3 separate regions of the Mus musculus genome follow, and regions 2 and 3 are each linked to region 1. Evidence: chromatin loops called from intact Hi-C (ENCODE). Cell type or tissue: left cerebral cortex. All regions are shown on one strand.

Region 1 (8,000 bases):
GGGATCTGATGTCTCTTCTGGTGTGTCTGAAGACAGCTACAGTGTACTCACATACATAAAATCAATAAACCATAAAAAAAGAAAGAAAAAGAATGACACGAAGAGACCCGAGTCCTCAGGATAGTTACATTCCTATCTCCTTGTTGCCTATTCCTACTCTTAAAATTCCAGGTGCTTTTTTCTCTCATTTTCCCTTTGCCCCAGTGATACTAACAACCTCTTCCTTAACCTCCTACTCCAGCTTCCTATTTTGCTGAACTGACTCTACCACATTCATTTATAGTGACTCCCTTCCTCTGCCCCCTACAAGTCTACAAACTCCGTCCTTAACCTTAAACTCTTTCCAGCGCTTTCTAAAACAGTATTTCCATTGACTCTCACGCCAGCTAAAGACTTTTGATAGCTCTACACAAAGCACTACAGCAACTGCTAGCTCCACTTGGCTTCAGAGCCTTCCAGAGCAGGCTGCCCGAATTTCCTTCCGACCTGCCTGCCCGGCTCCTGGTGCCCTCGATGCGTCCTCTCCTTGCCTTCTCTTGCCACCTCCATGAGGGTATTCTTTGACAGGACCACCCCATCCCCATCATCCCTCTCTCCTGAATTCCCATTCACTAACATCACACACAAGTATAAGGATCTTGTTTCCTACCACACCTCTAAGCACATGATTTTATTAAAAAGTATTTTGTAAAAAAACTACCAGCTAATCAACCAACCAACCAACCAACTAAACAGAAATCTACTGTAATCTCAATTGGTCAGTGCTTTACAGTGTAGCATCTACAGGAACCGGGAAGGAGAGAAGAACAACCGGAGTAAACATTAAGGAACGTAGATGGTAACCAATAAGCTGAAGGAGCAGGAGGTGGCGGATGCAATCAATCTGTATACTGTATACTAAGCCTTACAAGACCTAGAGACTCCTTGTCAAAGGAACATATACTGATTAAATAAACTATAAATTAAACTATAATATTTCACATTTATGAGACAACTTGTATTAAGAAATTACTGTCAGTTTCATTTTAGAGATGACAGTAGTATCATGATTATGTTATGGGTCGTTTTTAGAACAAATACTGAAATATTCATATGAAATGAAAAAAATACCCAATTAATAAATTTTAAAGGCCAAGTGGACCTTTAATCCCAGAACTCAGGAGGCAGAGGAAGTTGGGTCTTTTGAGTTCGAGGTTAGCCTGGCTTATGGAGCAAGTTCCAGGACAGCCAGGGCTACGTCATAGTTTATTTCTGAAGAACCTAGATTTTTTTATTTCAACAGCATGAAGACCTAGCCCAGCACACACTTCCCCCTGGCCCACCCTCACTCTCCAGAGTACCCACCCTTTCTCAACAAACTGAAATTCTGCTCCTAAAAACAAAAATAAAAAAAGCTTAGCTCAGGATATAAGTCTGAAAGTTAGGGTATAATTAGATACAAAATATCTGGGATAAGTGCTACTTGGAAATAAGTAAAATTGAGTTATTAAAAAAAAAAAAAAAGGAACGTTTCAGAACTGCTCAGTGGTTAAAAGCAGTGACTGCTCTTCCAAAGGTCATGAGTTCAATTCCCAGCAACCACATGGTAGCTCACAACCATCTGTAATGGGATCTGATGCCCTCTTCTGCTGTGTCTGAGGACAGCTACAGTGACTCATCATATATATGAAATAAATAAATAAAATCTAAAAAAAAAAAATTATGTAGCTCAATGGCAGAGTGAGTGCTAAGCATAGATCAGGCTTGGTTTTGGGCCACAGCAGGGAAGGAGGAGAGAAAAGGTAGGGATGGGAAGGAAGAGAACAAAATGAATCAACCAAACACTTCTCACCCTCAGCCTTCGGTTGCCCAGACTCCTTGGGAGTTCTGCTGCACCCACCTTCCCTAATCCCACTGGGTGCCCGCAGTCACCTATGTGAAGTTGTTCTCTGGGACAGCTCCTCCAGGCGTGTCTTTCCTCTACGTGCCCTCTGTCTCTCATGGCCTAATCTTTTTAAAGCACAGTTTTACTTCACTGTTCTTCTGGTCAAACTTGTATGGCTTTTCCAATTGCAGAATAAAGCCCAAAGAATATATCAAAGACTTTCAAAAGGCCTTCTTCCATAATATAGCTAGTTCCCGGACACCTTTGCAATCGTATTTCCCTTCATTCAATCCAACTAGAAATTCCTATCTTGAGCCTAGACTGCCTCTAATCCTTGGCTACCAGAAGCTGCCTATCTGAAATATGGTGAATATCTCAAAAGCACTATGAATTCTGCTCTTCCACAAGTGAACTTGCTGTCATTTTCCTTCAAACTCTCCCTCAAGTGATACTTAGATTATGTAAGCCAAATACTATCTACAAGTCACCCTTAGCTCCTCCCTCCTCAGCTCTAGTTCAAAACTACTGCCAAATTCTAGTCTTTAAAACAAAAACCCCAAAAACTGTTTGATCCCGCAAATTTCAGAGAATACATAGATAATCCCAGTATCTTAATATTCTCTGAGTGAAAAAAAATCAATTTTAATTTATGATGACCTAAAATCCTAGTGCCATATCTAAAGGCAATAGGAGGAACAGTCATCAAATTCTGCAGCTTCTATTCCCTAAGCTTGTCCATTTTTCTCCATCTCCTTCACTACATCCTCTCTAATGGATCTACCACATTTCTAAAATCAAACTCCAACCTGTTCTCCATAGTGGAGTCAAAACTAACCCACAAACTGGTCATGCCACCACTCCCCAAGGCCTTTGTTCTGGCTTCCAATTGGAAAAGCTTCACTGGAGTGTGCGTGTCCCAGTCCTTTCACCTTACTCAAACCAGATGGCCTGTACACTCTGCAGCTGCTGACAGTCTTCTTGTTTCTCACACAAGCCAGACTCCCTCCTCAGAGGCTCTTCTTGCTCCTCTTGGAGGAACACTTTGAGGTGTCACTGAGCTTACGCACCATGTCTTATGAGGAAGTCTCTTCCTGCCCTCCGCACCTAGTTAAAACCTCCCCTACTGACTCTCAGACTAGCATGCAACTCTCATTCATAATATTTACCAGATACAGTTTTACAACTACAGTGATCAGATTCATAGATATTCCTCCAGGCTGGGGGTGTAGCTAGCATGTATTCAATCCTCAGTACTGAAAACAAACAAACAAACAAAACAAAAAGAAACACGGGCACGCAGGCAGGCACACACACAAACAAACACACATGCACTCCACTACTTCCCCATAAGGCAAAGTGTTGGTAAGATTTTTTCGTTTTTAGCTGGGCGGTGGTGGTGCACGCTTTTAATCCCAGCACTTGGGAGGCAGAGGCAGGCGGATTTCTGAGTTCGAGGCCAGCCTGGTCTACAGAGTGAGTTCCAGGACAGCCAGGACTACACAGAGAAACCCTGTCTTGAAAAACCAAAAAAAAAAAAAAAAAAAAAAAAGACTTCTAGCTTTCTGAGTCCTCCTAAATTAATCTTCCATCTTCAAAATAGTCACCTAAAAGAACCCAGGGTAAGTACCAGCCTATCTTGTAGCTGCAGTACATATAGCAGAAAGTTAAATGAGGCATTAGAGACTTAAAACTAAAATCTCTCTGGAAATATACAAAACTAATATCAATTTAGGCTGCAGTTAGGAGTGCTCCCTGATTTTCCAGAGTACCAGAATTCAATCCCAGTGTTGGGGGGGTGGATATATGTTGCAGGGGGTCACATGCATCTGTAACTCCAGCTACAGGAGTTGGCACTCTATTCTAGACTCTGTGGGCACTGGTATTCTTCGTGTGCGTGTGTGTGTGTGTGTGTGTGTGCGTGCGCACCCATGTGTATTTTTATCAAATACAAAAATGCAAATTTTTTTGCCAGGAGTGGTGGCACTTTTAGACTCAGAACTTGTGAGCTGAATATTGTGACCCTGTCTCAGAAAAAAAGAAAGACTATCTGATAATTGACATGTTCAACAGCAGTGTTCCTTCTCTTATCACACCAAAACTTGTTTTAATATAAAAGAATATACCAGTAGCTGTGACCCATCTTATAATCCCAGCACTCTGAAGGAACAGACAGAAAGTTGGCAAGTTGGAGACCATCCTGAACTACACATTGAGACCCTGTCTCCAAAAACAGACATAAGTGTATACACATATTTACAATAATACATGTATATTAAAAGAAATAGTGGATTTATTTCACATTTAAAAATGACTTAGACACTCACTGTCAATTTAGCATTAAAAAAAGAGTGTTTACCACATTCCAGGTCAGACTTTATCATCTCTCATTTTATACAGCCCTGGCTGTCCTAGAACTCACTAGGCAGACCAAGCTGGCCTTGAACTCAGAGATGCACCTGCCTGTGGCGTGCAGGGATTAAAGGAATGCACCATCACACCGGCTTCATATGCCTTTGATGACTGCTCTCCTGAAGAGCTACCATCTATCTATGTGAGCTTAACCCAAGGCCTTTTGTTTGTTTGTTTGGGCTGGAGAATACTTGGTCTTGCCATGACCTGTTTGTTAGCATTTTAATTTTGTTATGAAAGCACAAGAAGCGAGAACAACAACAACAACAAAACCAGCAAAACAGGAATCAACATATTAGATGCCAGAAGAGCCATCACCTGAGTAGAACTATGAAAAAGTTATCAATCACAGCAGGACAAGGCAGTGTGATGAGTTATATGGTGCCAATGAGAGGAAGTAATAGTAAAGTCTCTTTCTTACAAGTTAATTAGCAGGATGCCTAGTCTTATCATCACTTGGAATCGTGAAATATTGTGGCCCTAAGAGAACGTGGGTGAAAATAATGTTCTTGTTAATCAGAGCTAGGAAAAGGGGTAGTGAACGCAAAAGATCCCAGCAACTAGACCTATTTTAAAGCGACATCGACGAACTAATGCCTTAAGTCTACTTGGAGGCCAGAAAAAATACATGCTCATGAGTATCGGCTGGTGATCTGTCTTTAAGAGCAAAGACTGTCGAAAGTAGAAAGACTGCTGAAAATGAATGATGGGAAACCACCTAGTATTTTAAAAAGTGAGGTGGATTACGAAGCAGAACTTCAATCCAAAGAAAAGATCGTTATGGAGAGGAGGGGTGAGAGTGGTCCTGACTGGCTGAAGCCGTGGGAAGGCGGGATGCTGAGGTGAAACCTCTGACTCAAGCTTTGAAGATAAACCCCGAGAGCGGCGGGCGGGAGAGGAGCCGAGCTTCGACGTGGCCCCGGGATTCCCTCACCTTGGCCTTGTAGCTGGGCAGGTTGCAGAGGATGTCCGTGCGCAGAGCCTCTTCTGCTAGGCTGCGGGCGCACAGGCTCCGCCACACCTCGCTGTTCTCGTCGCCGTGGAGGCAGCGGTACCAGTGCTTGCAAACCAGGGCGCAGCTCCGCAGCTCGGACAGCTCCAGGTAGGAGAACACCAACTCCAGCACCCGGCTGGGCAACCGGCCGCCGACCCCGGAGGACCCCGAGCCCGCGCTGGCGCCGCCGCCGGCACCGGCGCCGCCACCACTAGCGCCGCCCGAGGCTGCCCCAGCCCCCGGGCCCGGCGCCGCCATCGCCTCACCAGCCGGCCCGAGGGCCGCCGCCGCCGCCGCTTCGCCCCGTCTCGGCGCGGGAGGCCAAGCCTCGCCTACAGCCGCGAGCGGCTCGCTCACCGCCCCTTTCAGCGCCAGCCGCTCGCGCCTCCACCGCTCCCGCCCCTGCCCCGGGGCGTCCGCTGCGCGCCCCGCCTCACTGAGGGCAGATGGCGCGAGCCGCTCGGGTTCCCGCCCCTCGGAGCCGCTCAGCGCGGGCGCCGGAACCGCCCGCCTCGCCCGGCCTGCCCGCGACGCGCCCCGGGATCCGCCATGCGAGTTGAGGGCAAGAAGCAAGGGCGCACGCCCAGCTCGCCCGCCGCGCCTCTCTGCCCGGAAGTGACTGTTCGGCAGAGGCGCCTCGCTCCCTAAAGCTTGATGGGATTGGATGCTGCGTGTGAGGTCATCGCTCGGCGCCACCGGGAACGGGAAGCCCAGGTATGAGGCTGTTGGCCAGCGGGGTTCGGATCTGTTCGCAAGTGCTTTTTTTCTGTTTTTCCTCTAATGGCCTTGACTCGGCTCTCCTTGGCCTCTCTTCCTACGGAGTTTCCCGTCTCACTTGGTTTCTGCTCCCTCTCTAACTTTGTTCACGACACTTCCCTTTTTTGCTAGCCAATTCTTAGATCCTTCACCTTCAGGTCGCTTGGATCAATTTCCTTTCCCTTTGCGCAGTTGAGGACCTCTTGTCGTGGTCAGGTTAGATCCATTTTATTATATTTTATTTTTTTTTACCTTGAGAAATTGACATCTTCTTTTCCTGGCTAGCGCCGTAGGGGACTCACCAGAACCCATTCTCAAAGTAAGGTGGCTAAACCTGAGCAACCCTCGTAAATACGCAGGTTTTATTATATTTGAGATTAAATAAACAAGTGTAGGTAATCTCAAAGTGTCATTTGAATACTAAGTGTCACAATCTTTTTGGACAAAATATAGTGTGTTCAGTAAAAAGTAGTAGTAAAAAGATTAAGAAAAACGTGTTGTTGTTGGGTTTTTTTGTTTTGTTTTGTTTGGTAATTTGTTAATCCCTAGAATGAGGTAAGGTGGAAACATAAAGATGATTTCCTGGGAGGAAAAGAACCTAGCATTATTTAGTTATGCTATTTTAAAGAGCATTTAGAAAAAGAATAATAGAGACTGGAGTGATGGCTGAGCAGTTAAGAGCACTTTCTGCTCTTGTAGAGGACCTAGGTTCGTTCCTAGCACCCATATGGGTGCTCAAGGCTTAACCTGAGTTGTAGCTTAAGTTCAAGGGGAGCCAAACCCTCTTCTGGCTTCGGGAATGACTGAGCTGTACACACATACATGCTATACACATAAAATAAAGTAAAAGAACTACAGTGTGAGCCAGGCATAGATGAGATCTTTTAATCTGACTTTTTTTTATATATAATTCTCAACGCAGCTCTATGAAGTGATTATTATAATAATAGGGCTCACAGACTCAGGCATCAAGTCCAGTGTCATGCAATTTTTATGTAGTAAACCTTGCCTGAGATCCACCTATGTGTAATTAACTTCCTGGTTTTTAGTAAAAACAAATGAACAGCAGCTGCTTCCCTACCCTGGTATAATTACATGCTTATGATTTGCTAATCCCTTCCTCAAGATGTCTTGCACCAAGTAACCCAAATTCTTGTCTGTTGTGGTCATGCTAATGCCACAGTCTTCTGGTTGTTTTGGTTGTCACTTAGTTTCTCCACATCAGGACTAACTTTAGTCCAAAGCTATGAAGGAGCGTTGACTCACACATTATAATAATGGCCTCTCTCTTCATGGCTCCTGAATGTTGAACCAAATTTTGTCTGAATGACAGTTACATTTCCTTTAAATTTTGTGGCTCTGAAAAGAAAGTAAAGAACTATAGAGAATGGTTAGATTGAAAGGCATAGGCAGAGCACCATGGTACAAAGAGTCTATAGCTCCAGCTACTTAGGAGCCTCAGGTGAGAGGATCACATGAGCCATGAGGCTGGGACCAAACTGGGCAAGAAGACAGATTCAGACAGTTTCTGATCACACTCGCTTTCTCCCCTATCCCCCAGGCTTGTACATATAGATAGTAGAAATTAATGAATAAAGGTATGGCTGAAAAAAACACTGAAAAAAAAACATAAAGGTAGAGATAATCCAGTTATCAAATACTTTATCCTTTATCTTACCTTTTTTTTTTTGCTCATTTTTTTTTGTTTTTTTTTTAAGATTTATTTAATTACTTATTTATTATATGTAAGTACACTGTAGCTGTCTTCAGAAACCCCAGAAGAGGGCATCAGATCTCATGGATGGTTGTGAGCCACCATGTGGTTGTGGGATTTGAACTCAGGACCTCTGGAAGAGCAGTCAGTGCTCTTAACCGCTGAGCCATTCTCCAGCCCCTATCTTGCCTTTCTTAAGACAAGTCTCTGAAATATCTAGTGATATCATTCTGCGATCTCTGTTTTGGTTTGGGGGGTGGGGT
Region 2 (8,000 bases), 91 kb before region 1:
AAATTTCTGATACAGGACAATTCTTGGGCTCTGTGGTGTCCCCAGATAAGATTGTGCCCCAAAAGGTAGAGATAAGAAGAGATCACCTCCATACCTTAAATGATTTTCAAAAGCTGTTGGGAGATATTAATTGGCTCAGACCTTTTTTAAAGATTCCTTCCGCTGAGTTAAGGCCTTTGTTTAGTATTTTAGAAGGAGATCCTCATATCTCCTCCCCTAGGACTCTTACTCTAGCTGCTAACCAGGCCTTACAAAAGGTGGAAAAAGCCTTACAGAATGCACAATTACAACGTATTGAGGATTCGCAACCTTTCAGTTTGTGTGTCTTTAAGACAGCACAATTGCCAACTGCAGTTTTGTGGCAGAATGGGCCATTGTTGTGGATCCATCCAAACGTATCCCCAGCTAAAATAATAGATTGGTATCCTGATGCAATTGCACAGCTTGCCCTTAAAGGCCTAAAAGCAGCAATCACCCACTTTGGGCAAAGTCCATATCTTTTAATTGTACCTTATACCGCTGCACAGGTTCAAACCTTGGCAGCCGCATCTAATGATTGGGCAGTTTTAGTTACCTCCTTTTCAGGAAAAATAGATAACCATTATCCAAAACATCCAATCTTACAGTTTGCCCAAAATCAATCTGTTGTGTTTCCACAAATAACAGTAAGAAACCCACTTAAAAATGGGATTGTGGTATATACTGATGGATCAAAAACTGGCATAGGTGCCTATGTGGCTAATGGTAAAGTGGTATCCAAACAATATAATGAAAATTCACCTCAAGTGGTAGAATGTTTAGTGGTCTTAGAAGTTTTAAAAACCTTTTTAGAACCCCTTAATATTGTGTCAGATTCCTGTTATGTGGTAAATGCAGTAAATCTTTTAGAAGTGGCTGGAGTGATTAAGCCTTCCAGTAGAGTTGCCAATATTTTTCAGCAGATACAATTAGTTTTGTTATCTAGAAGATCTCCTGTTTATATTACTCATGTTAGAGCCCATTCAGGCCTACCTGGCCCCATGGCTCTGGGAAATGATTTGGCAGATAAGGCCACTAAAGTGGTGGCTGCTGCCCTATCATCCCCGGTAGAGGCTGCAAGAAATTTTCATAATAATTTTCATGTGACGGCTGAAACATTACGCAGTCGTTTCTCCTTGACAAGAAAAGAAGCCCGTGACATTGTTACTCAATGTCAAAGCTGCTGTGAGTTCTTGCCAGTTCCTCATGTGGGAATTAACCCACGCGGTATTCGACCTCTACAGGTCTGGCAAATGGATGTTACACATGTTTCTTCCTTTGGAAAACTTCAATATCTCCATGTGTCCATTGACACATGTTCTGGCATCATGTTTGCTTCTCCGTTAACTGGAGAAAAAGCCTCACATGTGATTCAACATTGTCTTGAGGCATGGAGTGCTTGGGGGAAACCCAGACTCCTTAAGACTGATAATGGACCAGCTTATACGTCGCAAAAATTTCAGCAGTTCTGCCGTCAGATGGACGTAACCCACCTGACTGGACTTCCATACAACCCTCAAGGACAGGGTATTGTTGAGCGTGCGCATCGCACCCTCAAAGCCTATCTTATAAAACAGAAGAGGGGAACTTTTGAGGAGACTGTACCCCGAGCACCAAGAGTGTCGGTGTCTTTGGCACTCTTTACACTCAATTTTTTAAATATTGATGCTCATGGCCATACTGCGGCTGAACGTCATTGTTCAGAGCCAGATAGGCCCAATGAGATGGTTAAATGGAAAAATGTCCTTGATAATAAATGGTATGGCCCGGATCCTATCTTGATAAGATCCAGGGGAGCTATCTGTGTTTTCCCACAGAATGAAGACAACCCATTTTGGGTACCAGAAAGACTCACCCGAAAAATCCAGACTGACCAAGGGAATACTAATGTCCCTCGTCTTGGTGATGTCCAGGGCGTCAATAATAAAGAGAGAGCAGCGTTGGGGGATAATGTCGACATTTCCACTCCCAATGACGGTGATGTATAATGCTCAAGTATTCTCCTGCCTTTTTACCACTAACTGGGAACTGGGTTTGGCCTTAATTCAGACAGCCTTGGTTCTGTCTGGACAGGTCCAGATGACTGACACCATTAACACTTTGTCAGCCTCAGTGACTACAGTCATAGATGAACAGGCCTCAGCTAATGTCAAGATACAGGGAGGTCTCATGCTGGTTAATCAACTCATAGATCTTGTCCAGAAACAACTAGATGTATTATGACAAATAACTCAGCAGGAATGTGAACAAAAGTTTCCGGGATTGTGTGTTATTTCCATTCAGTATGTTAAATTTACTAGGGCAGCTAATTTGTCAAAAAGTCTTTTTCAGTATATGTTACAGAATTGGATGGCTGAATTTAAACAGATCCTTCGAGAATTGAGACTTCAGGTCAACTCCACGCGCTTGGACCTGTCGCTGACCAAAGGATTACCCAATTGGATCTCCTCAGCATTTTCTTTCTTTAAAAAATTGGGTGGGATTAATATTATTTGGAGATACACTTTGCTGTGGATTAGTGTTGCTTCTTTGATTGGTCTGTAAGCTTAAGGCCCAAACTAAGAGAGACAAGGTGGTTATTGCCCAGGCGCTTGCAGGACTAGAACATGGAGCTTCCCCTGATATATCTATGCTTAAGCAATAGGTCGCTGGCCACTCAGCTCTTATATCTCACGAGGCTAGTCTCATTGCACGAGATAGAGTGAGTGTGCTTCAGCAGCCCGAGAGAGTTGCAAGGCTAAGCACTGCAATGGAAAGGCTCTGCGGCATATATGAGCCTATTCTAGGGAGACATGTCATCTTTCATGAAGGTTCAGTGTCCTAGTTCCCTTCCCCCAGGCAAAACGACACGGGAGCAGGTCAGGGTTGCTCTGGGTAAAAGCCTGTGAGCCTAAGAGCTAATCCTGTACATGGCTCCTTTACCTACACACTGGGGATTTGACCTCTATCTCCACTCTCATTAATATGGGTGGCCTATTTGCTCTTATTAAAAGAAAAAGGGGGAACTGTGGGAAGCCGCCCCCACATTCGCCGTCACAAGATGGCGCTGACATCCTGTGTTCTAAGTTGGTAAACAAATAATCTGCGCATGAGCCAAGGGTATTTACGACTACTTGTACTCTGTTTTTCCCGTGAACGTCAGCTCGGCCATGGGCTGCAGCCAATCAGGGAGTGATGCGCCCTAGGCAATGGTTGTTCTCTTTAAAATAGAAGGGGTTTCGTTTTTCTCTCTCTCTTGCTTTTCTCTCTCTCTTGCTTCTTGCTCTCTTGCTTCTTGCTCTCTTTTCCTGAAGATGTAAGAATAAAGCTTTGCCGCAGAAGATTCTGGTCTGTGGTGTTCTTCCTGGCCGGTCGTGAGAACGCGTCGAATAACAAATGAGTGAATGAATGAATGAATGAGTGAATGAATGAATAGACAAAAGAAGGAGAAACTCGGATAGAAATACTAACTGTAGCTTCTGGACTCATAAATATATTAATTATCTTGCTGAAAGAAGGCTTTCAAGCCAGGTAGTGGTGGCACACACCTTTAATCCTAGCACTCTGGAGGCAGAGGCAGGCAGATCTCTAAGTTTGAGGCCAGCCTGGTCTACAAAGTGAGTTTCTAGACATCCAGGACTACACAGAGAAAACCTGTCTTGAAAAAAAGAGGAGGAGGAGGAGGCAGAGGTAGAGACAAAGAAGACGGATTTCAGAAATATGTCTATCACATCGGTTAGCTCTTTTAAATATGGCCCTTCCCCACCTCCACCACCAAAAAAAGTGCATGTTTTCACTTGGATAAGAAAAAAAAAACTTGAGAAAATGAAAAAGCAATCTTTGGATGGATCAAAAAAATTCTGAAGTGCAGCTGTAGCTCTCTTGTCTGTGTGTGAACAACAGTCCTGGGAAGGCTTGAAATGATACATCTAATAACAGAAGTCTCCAATGAAGAGGTAACAGCACCGTCTTCACAAATTCCAGGGGAATAAGGATCCAGGGATGATACTGGTCTATCCAGGATTCCAAATGGTCTGAGTATCAAGGGCTGAGAGCAGTCCAGGTCTCCCTCTCTGAGCTCCATAGTGGGAAACTGGGGGATTCCCCCCTACCCCGCCCCCATAGATGTAATTGCTTGGACAACCCTCCAAGTGTGAGACCTAACAGCCTTGGGGCATTCCTGACCTCCTTTAGCTTCATCAAGTGCCTGGTCCAGGTCCATCTGCCCCATCCTCACCAGGAAGAACCACAGGGCAGCTCTTCAGTCTCTCCCTGCTAACAAGAACCTCCTCACCTTCCATGACACTTACAGACCTTGCACTGACACACACAGGCCACCTTTGCCTCCCACCTCTTTGCTTTTCTTCTAGCATGTGTACCCATCCCAAAGGGTGATTTAACATCCTGGACAGATATGAATGCTCCACCAGCAAAAAATAGACTATCAGAAATCACTGAAGGCCAGGTCAGCTCCCGATGCCACAGAAACAATCTGGGATCAGTCCTGCTAGCCTCTGGGAATCCCGCCCAGGGCCTTCTTTCCATTTCTGCACATTTGCAGCACAGGGCACAGATGGCATATGCAGAGCCATCTGGACTCCTGTCCTCACTGTCCTCCCGGCACCCTCCCACACACACATACAAGCGCCCCTGAAACTTTGGGATCCCCGCCCATCCTGAGAGAAGGTTGCCAAACTTAGAAAATGCCAAGGACGCTAAAGAATTGCTCGCTCACGTTCTCATCTCACTGAACGTCCTGCGGCTCACAGAGAGGAGAGATAGGGAAACGGGAATTGTCAGCACAGTAAATCTTCTCCACTTCCTGTCATGCGTGGGCTGCTACGTGCTGCTGTACCCTGAATACTGACAAACTAAATCTCGATGTGTACAGCAGGCCAAGAGTGCAGCTTTCCAGGGCTGCACAATGCTTCAGACTGGTGTGCTAGAGAATTACACCCACAAGCGTAATTTTAATTTGTGAAACACCAAAATGTTTACAAAATTTAAATGTGTTCTTTCCTCTTAAACCCAGCCAACTAGCCCAGAATACATACATACATACATACATACATACATACATACACACACACACACACACCAACATACATACAGGAATAAATCTCACCATGCCTGTAAGGGCAACATCTGGCATTAAGTAACAGAATGTCATAGAAAGACGATAGAGTTTGGAACCTGACAGTCCAGAGTTTAAATTCTGTCTCCACTCTCCATCATGGGTGTGAAGTCTCCAAGACTTGGATAGTCCTCCTGCAAAACAGGAGCAATGATATCCACTCACGGACTTTTATGAGTGCCGCCGAGGATGGTATATGCAAAAGTGCTTCATTAACCATGAAAGCCGCTAATAACCTAATTATTATTTATGAGCTCCAAACAGCACCTAGCAGCTTGGGTGACTGCTGTTCTTATGTATCAACTCTGTGTGGTACAGAAAAAAAGACAGCAGAGTGAACATCTAGAGGGATGACTGCATGGCTATACCAATTAAATTCAGAACATCTATCTAGGAAGGCTGGATCTAAAGGTCTATATTAACAATCAAGGAAAGTGGCTGGAGAGACGGCTCAGCAGTTAATTGAGCTCACTGCATTTGCAGAGGACCTGAGTTTGATTACCAGTACTTATGTCATGTGGCTTACAACCTCCTATAAATCCAGCTCCAGAAAAGCCAACACTTCTGGCCTCACGGGGTACCACACACACACACACACACACACACACACACACTCATGTATGTGTTTATACCCACCACATGCATGTAACTAAAAATATATTTTTTAAAGAGAAGAAAGGGATGATCCGTGGGCACACTGCAGGCTGGTGAACAGCTATCTATCGTCAGAATGATGATGGCCTCAGCTGGCCATGCTCCGCCTCGTGCGACAAGCTCGGAAGGCTCTGCTTGTTCCCCACCGTATGTTTTCGTACTGGGAGCACTGCTGGGAGGTTAGGGGGCAGGAGAGTGGAGAATCCAAAATATCTCTCCCTTCCCTCTCCCCTTGAGCCTTTGCTGGTGACCCCAGACTCTGGGACCACCATCCTCCCTTCCTCCCTCCTACCGAGGGTACAGATTTCTGCATGGCCAAGGAGCCAAGGGGCTACTGTTTGGCTTCTTAGCCTCTTCCATGATTTTCTGACAATCTCCTGCATGACATTTCCCATTTGAAACACTCTAGGTGACCTCTGCTTTCTTTTTTTTTCTTCTTCTTCTTCTTCTTCTTCTTCTTCTTCTTCTTCTTCTTCTTCTTCTTCTTCTTCTTCTTCCTCTTCCTCTTCCTCTTCCTCTTCCTCTTCTTCTCCTCCTCCTCCTCCTCCTTCTCCTCCTCCTCCTCCTCCTCCTCTTCCTCCTCCTCCTCTTCCTCTTCTTCTTGTTTATTCGTTTCGAGACAGGGTTTCTCTGTGTAGCTCTGGCTGTCCTGGAACTCACTTTGTAGACCAGGCTGGCCTCGAACTCAGAGATCCGTCTGCCTCCGCCTCCCGAGTGCTGGGACTATTCTGCTTCCTTTCTGATATCTAACGATGTAAATGAAATGGCCTTGAAGCAGTATTCGATAAACAGGTAGAACCAGTGGTGATGAATGTAATCCAGCCAGCTTGGGAGGCAGAGGCCAAAGGATCACAACTCTGAGGCCAGTCTGATCAACTTTCTGAGGCTTTCAAAATGAAAGACTAAAAGGGCTGGTGTTCCCGGGCTGGGGTGTAGCTCAGTAATAGCGTGCAGCAGACAAGCAGGTGTGGGAGGTCCTGCGTGCAAGGCATGAAATGATGGAGAAAAAGTAAAAGACTTTAAAAATAGCAGTTTTTCAGGCTGGGAACACTCTTCTAGACTACACATCTGCAGAAAGCTCCCAAGAGACACTGCACTGCAGGGACCGGGATTAAACAGTGCAGTTATCATATTCCACTAGGAAGTCCCAGGAGCCCTCTCCGGATACTGGGACGACAGGGTGGCATCCTCACCTCTCCACCCCTCCAACTGTTCCTGCCATACCAGCTGCTGCCAGGAAAGGGGCTGCAACCTTGTTGCTAAAGGAGCTGTTAGCAAGTGTCATACATACATTACCACATAATTAAGAGCTTTCTCCTCAAATGGAGAAGCTTTTTAAAGTCATAAAGAATGGGGCTTTGTGGAGAAGGCAGGTAGCTGTCAGAGTCATTTTGTATTAGAGATAAGAAGTTATGAATTGGGGACAGGGGTCATCAGAAGCAGGTTGCAGCATCACTTGCGAAGGTGACACTCTGAACACACAGAGGGTGTGACTATGTAGCAGAGAGAGGGAGAGCTCTGAGAGAAAGCAAGTCTGCCTTTGTGTAAAAGCACACAGAAGCTGCCACCTAGGATCTTGGAAGCAAGGGCAGCTGATCTCAGCCCACAGCATAAAGAGCTTTAGCATCTCCACTGTGACTACTTCACATGGTCCCAGGCAGCACAGAAAGTTCCGGGCAGGCAGGTTTGCTCCCTTGGATTCTCAGTACAAGATTAGTAGGACTCCAGCTTTCAGCAAAAGTTCAGATCTAGAGTTGTCCAGGTGCTCTGAACTTTGGAAGCAGCGCAATTCTCTGTCCTCACAGTCCCCAAGTGTGAGGGCATACCCTGAACCCAGTCATGATGAAACCCAAATGGATCCTAGCCAGGGCTGTACTGCACTACAAAACAACTGACTTGGAGTCTTCAAAGGTCAAAATCTTGTCCAGTGTAGTGATTCACATCTATTATCCCACAAGGCTGAGACAGGAGGACTGCCATGAGTTTTAGACCCTGGGTATAGACTAAGGACCCTCCCCCTCAAAAAACAAACAAAAGTAGTATTACTATCAATTATGTACATACATATATACATACACATACATATCTCTACACACACATAAAATCCTTCATTCATGGCTTGGTCAGGGAAAGGCAAAATGCTCCCTAAATTGGTCAACTGATTACTCAATTTAACATCATGATTAAAAAAAAATATTTTATTTTCATTTAACCT
Region 3 (8,000 bases), 80 kb before region 1:
CTAGAGAAATGGCTGAGTTGGTTAAGAGCACTGACTGCTCTTCCAGAGGTCCTGAGTTCAAATCCCAGCAACCACATGGTGGCTCACAGCCATCTGTAATAGGATCTGATGCCTCTTCTGGGGTGTCTGAAGACAGCTACAGTGTACTCATATACATAAAATAATTAAATCTTTAAAGAAAAGAAAAGAAAGCCGGGCGTGGTGGCGCACGCCTTTAATCCCAGCACTTGGGAGGCAGAGGCAGGAGGATTTCTGAGTTCGAGGCCAGCCTGGTCTACAGAGTGAGTTCCAGAACAGCCAGGGCTACACAGAGAAACCCTGTCTGGAAAAACCAAAAGAAAAAAGAAAAGGAAAGAAAAGAAAAGACAAGACAAGACTTTAGCATAGAACAAAATCGAAAAAGTCTGTCATCAGGCACCACTGTATATCCACCACCTACCTACCTTCTGCTTATAACATTTTACTATACTTATTTTTATCATATTTTACTTATCCTTCAATTCATTGTATTATTTATTTATTTATTTATTTATTCACTGATTCATTTTTGGTTTTTCAAGGGTTTCTCTGTAATAGCCCTAACTGTCAAGGAACTCACTCTGTAGACCAGTCTGGCCTCAAACTCATAGATATTCCCCTCCTTCTGCCTCCCAAGTGCTGGGATTGAAAGTGTGCGCTACCACCACTCAACTCATTTGTTATTGTTGTTATTATTATTATTATATAAAAATAGACGTCAAGGAGCACCTACCTCTGGTGGCTCACAACAACATTGCCAGTTCCAGAGGATTCAATGCTTCCAGTCTCCAAAGGCTCCTGCATGTACAATGTAGGCTCACACACAGACACACAAATGAATAAAGAGCAATACAAATAAATCTTAAACAAACAAACACATACCCCAGCACAAATAGACAGGGTCAGAGAGGTGCCTCACTGGTTAAGAGGGTGTGCTGCTCTTGCAGAGGACTTGGGTTCAGTTCCCAGCACCCACATGGGGCCTCATGACTGCATGTAAATACAGTTCCACAGGATTTGATACTCTCTCCTGAGACTGTGAATTCCTCCATGCATATTGTGTGTGTGCGCTCGCACACACACACACACACACACACACACACACACACACACACACATTCAAATACAGGTAGATTAAATATTTAGGGAAAAAAAAGCCAAATCGCTAGGCATTGTAAAACATCTGTAATCCCAGCATTGAGGAGGCTGAGACAGGAAGATGGTGAGTTTGAGGCCAGCCTGTGCAATTTCATGACCTGTTCTCAAAACAAAACTTTAAAAGGGTGGGAGGCAGAAGAGAACCCTGACCTGGCTGATCAGTGGAAGAGCCTGACCTAGCGTGCCCAAGGTCCTGCATTCAGTCATCAACAGCAAACAAATAAACAAATACCATGGCCACCAGTACAGCTCTTCTAAAATACTTCAGAGTGCATATAAAACAACGGAACTCTTTAAACATTCCTGTAAGTAGGGGCTGGAGAGACGGCTCAGCAGTTAAGAGCACTGGCTACTCTTCCAGAGGACTTGAGTTCAATTCCCAGCAACCACATGGTAGCTCACATCCATTGTTAACTCCAGTCCCAGGGGATCTAATGACATCTTCTGACCTCTGGTCAATCACCTTAGTTAAGTAAACACAAAATTTTGAAAACCTGTCAGACCAACGTTGAGGAGGCTGAGGCTGAGAACAGTCCCCTTGGGGAAGTTTCAAGTGTCTTGGTGGGTGGTTACAAGGACCATTAACTTGCCTGAAGTTGAAAGATGTGGCCCCAGGCCGGGCAGGGAGAGAGCTGATGGCTGAGGGTCAGTGCTCAGTCTTAGCATCCAAGGGAGACAAGGAAAGCCAGGAGATACCAGGGCTACCAGAGATAGACAGGGTTCACTGAGCAGAAGCTGTGTGAAAGAAAGTCAGAGCCTCAAATGCTATCTCCTGCAGAGAAATCCCCTCCAGATTGTTATCTTTCTTAGAGGTAGGGCCAGGCAGCAGCACTCAAGGTGAGCCCACATACAGTGCCTGAGGGTGGTAAATGTGGAGGCTGGGGCTTGAGGAGGGGAGTCCCTGGGGACCTCACAGAACTTTGTGGCCACGCTGAGCGCATCACTGGTCCCAGCCTTGTTCTTTGTACCCACCTCACTGGTGAGAACCAGGGCAAAGTTCTACTTCCTCCTTTGTGCCCTCTGCTGAGGCTAAAGTCACACACTGAAGACACAAAACGTTGGGTCTCAGCCCCTGATTCTGTTTGTCCTGAAAAGTCTGTCTAGCAACTTCATTTCCCCCGCTTCTGATAACAACTGCTTGGTTGCTTTTTTGGGGGGGAAACACACACTCTCCCTCCCTCCCTCCCTCCCTTCATCTGTTTTATCACATAAACTCTATCATTTAGCCATTTTCAGACCTGCAGTTCAGCATTGTTGACTACATTTTACTGTTCGACCAGACCATGCCTCCTTAAGAAGTCCAGGTTTTGTTTCTTTGGGTTTTGTTAGGTATTTTGGTCCGATCCCAATCCTGACTCCAGTCAATAGGGACTACGAAGGAGGCTGGCCCTGTTACAATCTTCTGTGTCACTGGCTTATATTAGACACAGTACAGAAGCTAGTTCCCCAAGAATCTATCCACGGACAGTTCTATCACTAAGGAGAAAGGGTTTGCCTCCTGCTTCACAAGTCAGGCCAGTGGAGATTGGCTTAGAAGCTAATGAGCTCCAGGACAGCCTGGTGGAGTGTGTACCATTGTCCAGAGTTCTCTCGAAGGACCAGTCAAATGAAGGCACCTTCTCTTGTGAGGCTGTTTGGTTTTGATTTTAACCTAAGTGTTGAGGTTTTTTGTTTTGTTTTGTTTTTTGTTTTTCTGGGCCCATGAGTCTATAACCCCCTCTAGGAACTCTGGGGCTCACATATAAAGCTCATAGGGGGTGTCCCCAGGCCTCAAACACCGTGAAAACTGTCCGTACCTCACGGTCAGTAGCAGAGAGAGACACTGGAAAGCCTTCCTTAGTCTGCTCCGATCCTAGTTACAGTGGGGCACGTGGTCATCGCCGCAGCGCAATGGTGAGCTAGCAACTGCAGGGAGAGCAGTGCTTTTCCCTGCCCAGCTCCTGAGTGCGAGCGAGCCTGTGGGTAGGTCCATGGATGTGTGTCTGTGCCTGCAGAGGCCGAGAGGACCACAGCAGAGCACTGAGCAGGAGTCAGGAGAGCCTGGCTCTAATCTCTCTCTCTGACACTTGGGTAGCTGTGGACCAAATAATACCCCAGCACAAGTTACCCAGGACAAAGGCTCTAGGAGAAGGGCTTTTGCTGTCTTCTGGATGTACACACACAGCTGACCCTGGGAAGATCCCGGTTAAGTAAGTGCGACTGTGGATGGATTTCCGTGTCTTTGCCTGTGTAATGGTGGGTCTCAATTTATGTTGATGGGCAAAGGAGTCGATGCAAACACCCGTATGCTGAGTGTTCACAGCGTCCTCTCATGACGTCCGGTCACTCAGACTAGGCAAGGAGCACTGACCACTGTGTAGATGAGGAAAAAAAAGGAGGCTCCGAAAAGTTCCCTAACCTGTTCACACTCTCCCTGAAAGAGCCAGGAATCAAACCATAGCTGGTTGTAAAGCCCTACGTGCCTCTCCCACATCACACACCTCCTCTCTCAGCTGTAAGAGTTCCTGAGACTTCCACCTACACCAAAGGTGTAGCCCCCCCCCCAAATCCAGCCCAGAGGCGGAGAGACTGGATACCACAACTTCACAATGAGCCTGAGCGCGGCGTGCGTGGGGTGGGGGAGCTGATGCCTAACCTCCCACCACCCAACCCGGTCCCAGCTCGCCCACCTCTTGTAGCCCGGCAATGCTCAACGAACCCACGCAAGAAATACTCACTGCTCCCGCAGGCCCAGGCGGCTCCGCGGGGCGCATCGTCTCCAGGGCCCCAGCCTCCTGGACAGCACTTGCCGCTGCTGCGCTGCCTACTCGCTCTGGGGCATCAGATTATTTTAGCACTTGCGGAAGGAACCAACGGAAACTGAAGTCACATGGAGAGCTCGCCTCTCAGCGACTCAGCACTCAGCCCGCGTCTTAGAAGGAACTGCCACCGCGGGGGGTGGGGTGGGGGTGGGGTTGGACGAGGATGCAGGTAGCACATGGCCCCTCACCAGCAGGGCTGTCACTCTACAGGTGCAGCCTGCCAAGCTCTGTTAGGTCGTCGCTAAGCATGCTCTTGTGGCTCCTGCTTTGATGGCACATGGGAACTAGGAGTCCTGGCTTGTGGTCTGCTGTTCCAGGAACTCTTCTACAGGCTTCTATCCAAGGGCCAGCTTGGGGCAGAATTCAGTGAAGGGCAACACAAATTTGTTTAATTGGAAAGGGGGACGAGTCCGCCATTTAGAAGGGTCATCCATCCAGTCGTCTGTTTTCATCTACTCAGTCAGTCCTTAACTAATCATCTTTTCTGGGCACCGTACTTCTTAAAAATTAAGAAAATAAATAAAGGGAAAAGGAAGTCGGCAATGGCAGCACGCACCTGTGATCCCAACCCTGGAGAGGTTGAAGCAGGAGGATCAGAGTACAAGGTCATCCCAGCCCAAAGAGCAGGTTTGGGGTTGCCCTGGGATTCGTGTGACCTGTCACACACACACAAAATAAACAAGAAGGACAAATGGAAGAAAAAGAAAGGTTTTTGTCTACTGGTTTTTAACTGACCCCGCGTTGCAGATAGTACCATAAACTTCTTGGCTCTATTGAGTACGGGTGTTCAACAGCGTTGTTTTGATAATGCTGTGTAGAAAGTTCACTGTCAACTGTGGCAGCATGCCTAGCTAGCGTCTGCACGGATCCAGACCTGACCTAGTCCCAGCTCTAAGATGGAGAAAAAGACATGAGCTCCCAGCCCCAACCATCCACAAAGGAAAAATCATCTCTCAAGGGAGTCTCACTGAGTATACAAACCACACCAAAGGGCGGCTCCATGCCCTGCAGCAGGAAGCAACGGGGATGAGGGCTGGGGGGGGGGGGTTCGTTCAAAAAACTATGTAAATTAATTATACAGCCTTTAAATTTTTTTTGAGATTAAAATATAATTTCTCCCTCCCCCTTCTCCCTCTAACATTCCTATATATCCCACCCTGTTCTCTTCCAAATTCATGGCCTCTTCCACTTTAACTGTTTTACATATATATGTAAACACACACACACACACATTTATTCACTTGTAAAGGTAACAATGATGGCACCATTGAAGAAGAAAACAAGTGTAGAGAAAATTGTGTCACACTAAGGTTTCTGACTCAAACTTTTTCCTTTGTGTCTACCAGTGTGTGGCTAACTCTTATCTCTAGCACCAAGCTTCTTTTCCAAGAAAGGGCTTGTATTCATATTTAAAACATTTATTTATTTATTTATTTATTTATTTATTTGAGACAGGCTCTTTCTACATAGCCTTGGCTGTTTGGGAATTCAGTATATAGATGAGGCTGGCCTCAAATTCATAAAGATCCACCTGCCTCTAACTCCTGAGAGTTAAAGGTGTGTGCCACCACACCCGGCTATATTTTATTTTTATTTTACAGGTATGAACTTCCAGTCTCAGCCTCCCAAATGCTGGGGTTACAGGTGTATGTCACATTAGGAATGTTCTTTTTTCTTTTTTTTTTAATATACTTTTATTTTTATAAGGGAGTATGTGTGTGTATTTATGTAAGTGAATGTCATGTGTGTAGATGCTTAAGGATACCAGAAGAAGTTGTCAAACCCCCTAAAACTAGAGTTACAGGTGATTGTGAACCACCACATCATGGCTGGGAGAGAACTCAGGGTCTTCTGAGAGAACACTGAGTGCTTTTAACCATTGAGTTATGTCTTCTGTCCTAGGAATGGTTCTTGAATCTGATTGTTGTGTGACTTTTCTTGGGGAGATCTTAACAGTTATTCACCACAACAAGGCATTGATGACAGATCAAAGAACCAATTCCACCCAAATCTAGCTTAGAGAGCCGGTGAGTTTCCTGGGGTTACTTATAGGAACACAGTGATTCACCAAGAAACCTACCCTAGCATGAATGACAACTCACAAAACTGCACTCCCAGAGACTCCTACACCCACAGGTGGCTCCCCACTAGATTCTCTCTATAGATTACTGTGTTATGGGCTTGGGGAAGAGAGTCTTATGAATCTTGCATGTTTCAGGAGCTTCCTGGGTTGCTTTTGTTTACTTCCTGCATCTTATAAGCCTTCTTCCTTCTTCCAAGTGTCTAGCTCTCACCAACTCATGTCTGGATGACTTCAGTAACTTCCTTAGTTGTCTACCTGTCCCAAATCTTGTCCATCTTCCAAGTTAGACTCCACCCATCTTCCATGGATCGATCATTCGAGAAAAAGTGTGGGGATCAATTCGTTCCTTGCTTAGGGCCTTTATGGCCAGCCATTGTCCCTGTTTACCTGGGCCAGTGTTTAAATCCTGGTTCAGCCAGTTTAAGAATCAACAATGCCTGAGTTCTAACATCCTCATCCACTTTTCTTCCTCTTTGCTTTTTTTTTTTTTTTTTTTTTTTTTTTTGGACAGAGTCTCATTTAGTTGGCCCTGCCTTGATCCCCCTGCCTCCACTTCCCAAGTGCTTCACATATTTATCACCACACCCAGTAGCATATACCTACTTGTATATGCTTTACCCATTAGCATTCTCGGCAAGATTTCTTTCAAGGAAACTTAGAAGCTGGCCATTTTAAAGGCTGTGGAGAAACAAGGCTGTAGTTGGCTGGAAAATGGCACAGATTGTTCTTCTATAGTAGCAGCAGAAGGACCCAAAGACTTCCAGGAGAAACTAGGGCAAAGCTGAAAACAGGACATTCCTCACACCAGCAGGTCTGAAAGCCAGAGTGTCCAGCCAGAATTCTCCTGCTCAGCTGGATATTCTAGGCTCCTTCCCAAGACCCAAGATCAGAGTCCTTGGTCTCCAACACAACCTAAGAGGTCCTGCTATCACTGGCCAGACACATTCCTCTAAGCACAGCTTTCTCTCTTGGCCTTATGGAGTTTCTTCTGGCTCCTATTCAACAATGCAGGTTTTGTATTATAGTAGTTTCTTGTCCTGTTGCCATGACCCAAGCAACGTATGGAAGGAAAGGTTTATTTTGGTTCACAGTTCTAGGCTCCATCGTAGTTTGGGAGTCATGGTGGTATGGGCCTAAGACAGCTGGTCATGCTGTATCCACACTCAGGAAACAGGAGGAAGATGAATGCTAGCACTCAGCTCCATTTCTTCATTTCACCCAGTGGAGGACCCAGCCCATGGTGCCGTTCGAAGTTAAGGCAGGTCTTCTCACCTCCATCTAATCTGGATGAGCCTTGACAAGCATGAGGCTTGTCTCTTACAGTAAATCCTGTCAAGCTGGCAATACCATCACACTGTCATGACGCGCTCGTACAGCCCTATGCCATCTCAATGAGAAGAGAGGCCAGTGCCTGGCTCAGGCTCCCAGAATTCACTCTGTTCAGTGTGCATTTCCTCAAACACACGCCATCCTCTCTCTGTCCAGAGACCTCCTTGGCTGGAATGATCTCCCTGCCTTTCCCAACACTTTCCATCCTAAAGGCGTGGCTGGGACTCCCCCTCCTCCGGGAAGCTTTCTCCCACCTCAGGTTGACTCTTCCTCTGCGCACATGGTATACAATTCCCCCTGGCCTCAGGACAGAGCTCCTGTTGTGATTTATCTTTTTGAAATTATGTTTTGTTTTCCCAATTACACTGCAAACTTTTGAGGGTAGCAACCATGTGCTACTCTATAAAACATACTGCCCAATATGTTTTTCTAAAAACCATACTGCCCGATGTGCATAAAGAGGCTCAGTAAACATTTGCTCAAAGAAGAAAGAAGAAAAGGGAACTAATAGGCAATAAATAAATAAGTCTATCTTGTCTGCCATTCTCCAGTTACTGACTTTTTTATTTATTTATTTTTGTTTGGTTTGGTTTGGTTTTGGTTTTGGTTGT

Evidence for each region. Hi-C counts contacts between places; a loop is a spot of excess contacts. Peaks named below come from ENCODE experiments on the same cell type or tissue, not always from the same donor. Only the 100,000 strongest peaks of a DNase experiment are listed, where the experiment ranks them.
Region 2: a loop joins it to region 1, with 2.3 times the contacts of the local background. A loop is called at or near these places in 3 of 42 quality-filtered maps.
Region 3: a loop joins it to region 1, with 2.5 times the contacts of the local background. A loop is called at or near these places in 3 of 42 quality-filtered maps.

The regions. Positions count from the first base shown.
Region 1 is chr16:32,241,287-32,249,286 of GRCm38, forward strand. Fbxo45 (F-box protein 45) reads right to left here and starts at 5,739. Exons shown (of 3, transcript NM_173439.2): 1 at 5,208-5,739. The coding sequence starts at 5,525. It overlaps Wdr53 (WD repeat domain 53), which reads left to right and starts at 5,941. Exons shown (of 3, transcript NM_001185162.1): 1 at 5,941-5,981. Gm25848 (a small nucleolar RNA gene) reads right to left here and starts at 2,569; the gene lies at 2,426-2,569. In left cerebral cortex, no CTCF peak of the experiment used is centred here; DNase peaks (open chromatin) are centred at 3,774, 5,343 and 5,884; H3K4me3 peaks cover 2,639 bases; H3K27ac peaks cover 1,322 bases.
Region 2 is chr16:32,149,948-32,157,947 of GRCm38, forward strand. All of the region lies in intron 1 of Nrros (negative regulator of reactive oxygen species), which reads right to left. Among named protein-coding and RNA genes, the nearest start is that of Nrros, 12 kb to the right of the region's middle. In left cerebral cortex, no CTCF peak of the experiment used is centred here; DNase peaks (open chromatin) are centred at 3,842, 4,680, 5,259, 5,800 and 2 more places; H3K27ac peaks cover 1,268 bases.
Region 3 is chr16:32,161,487-32,169,486 of GRCm38, forward strand. Nrros (negative regulator of reactive oxygen species) reads right to left here and starts at 4,108. Exons shown (of 3, transcript NM_001347181.1): 1 at 3,894-4,108. In left cerebral cortex, no CTCF peak of the experiment used is centred here; DNase peaks (open chromatin) are centred at 3,131, 3,965 and 6,832; H3K4me3 peaks cover 1,862 bases; H3K27ac peaks cover 1,600 bases.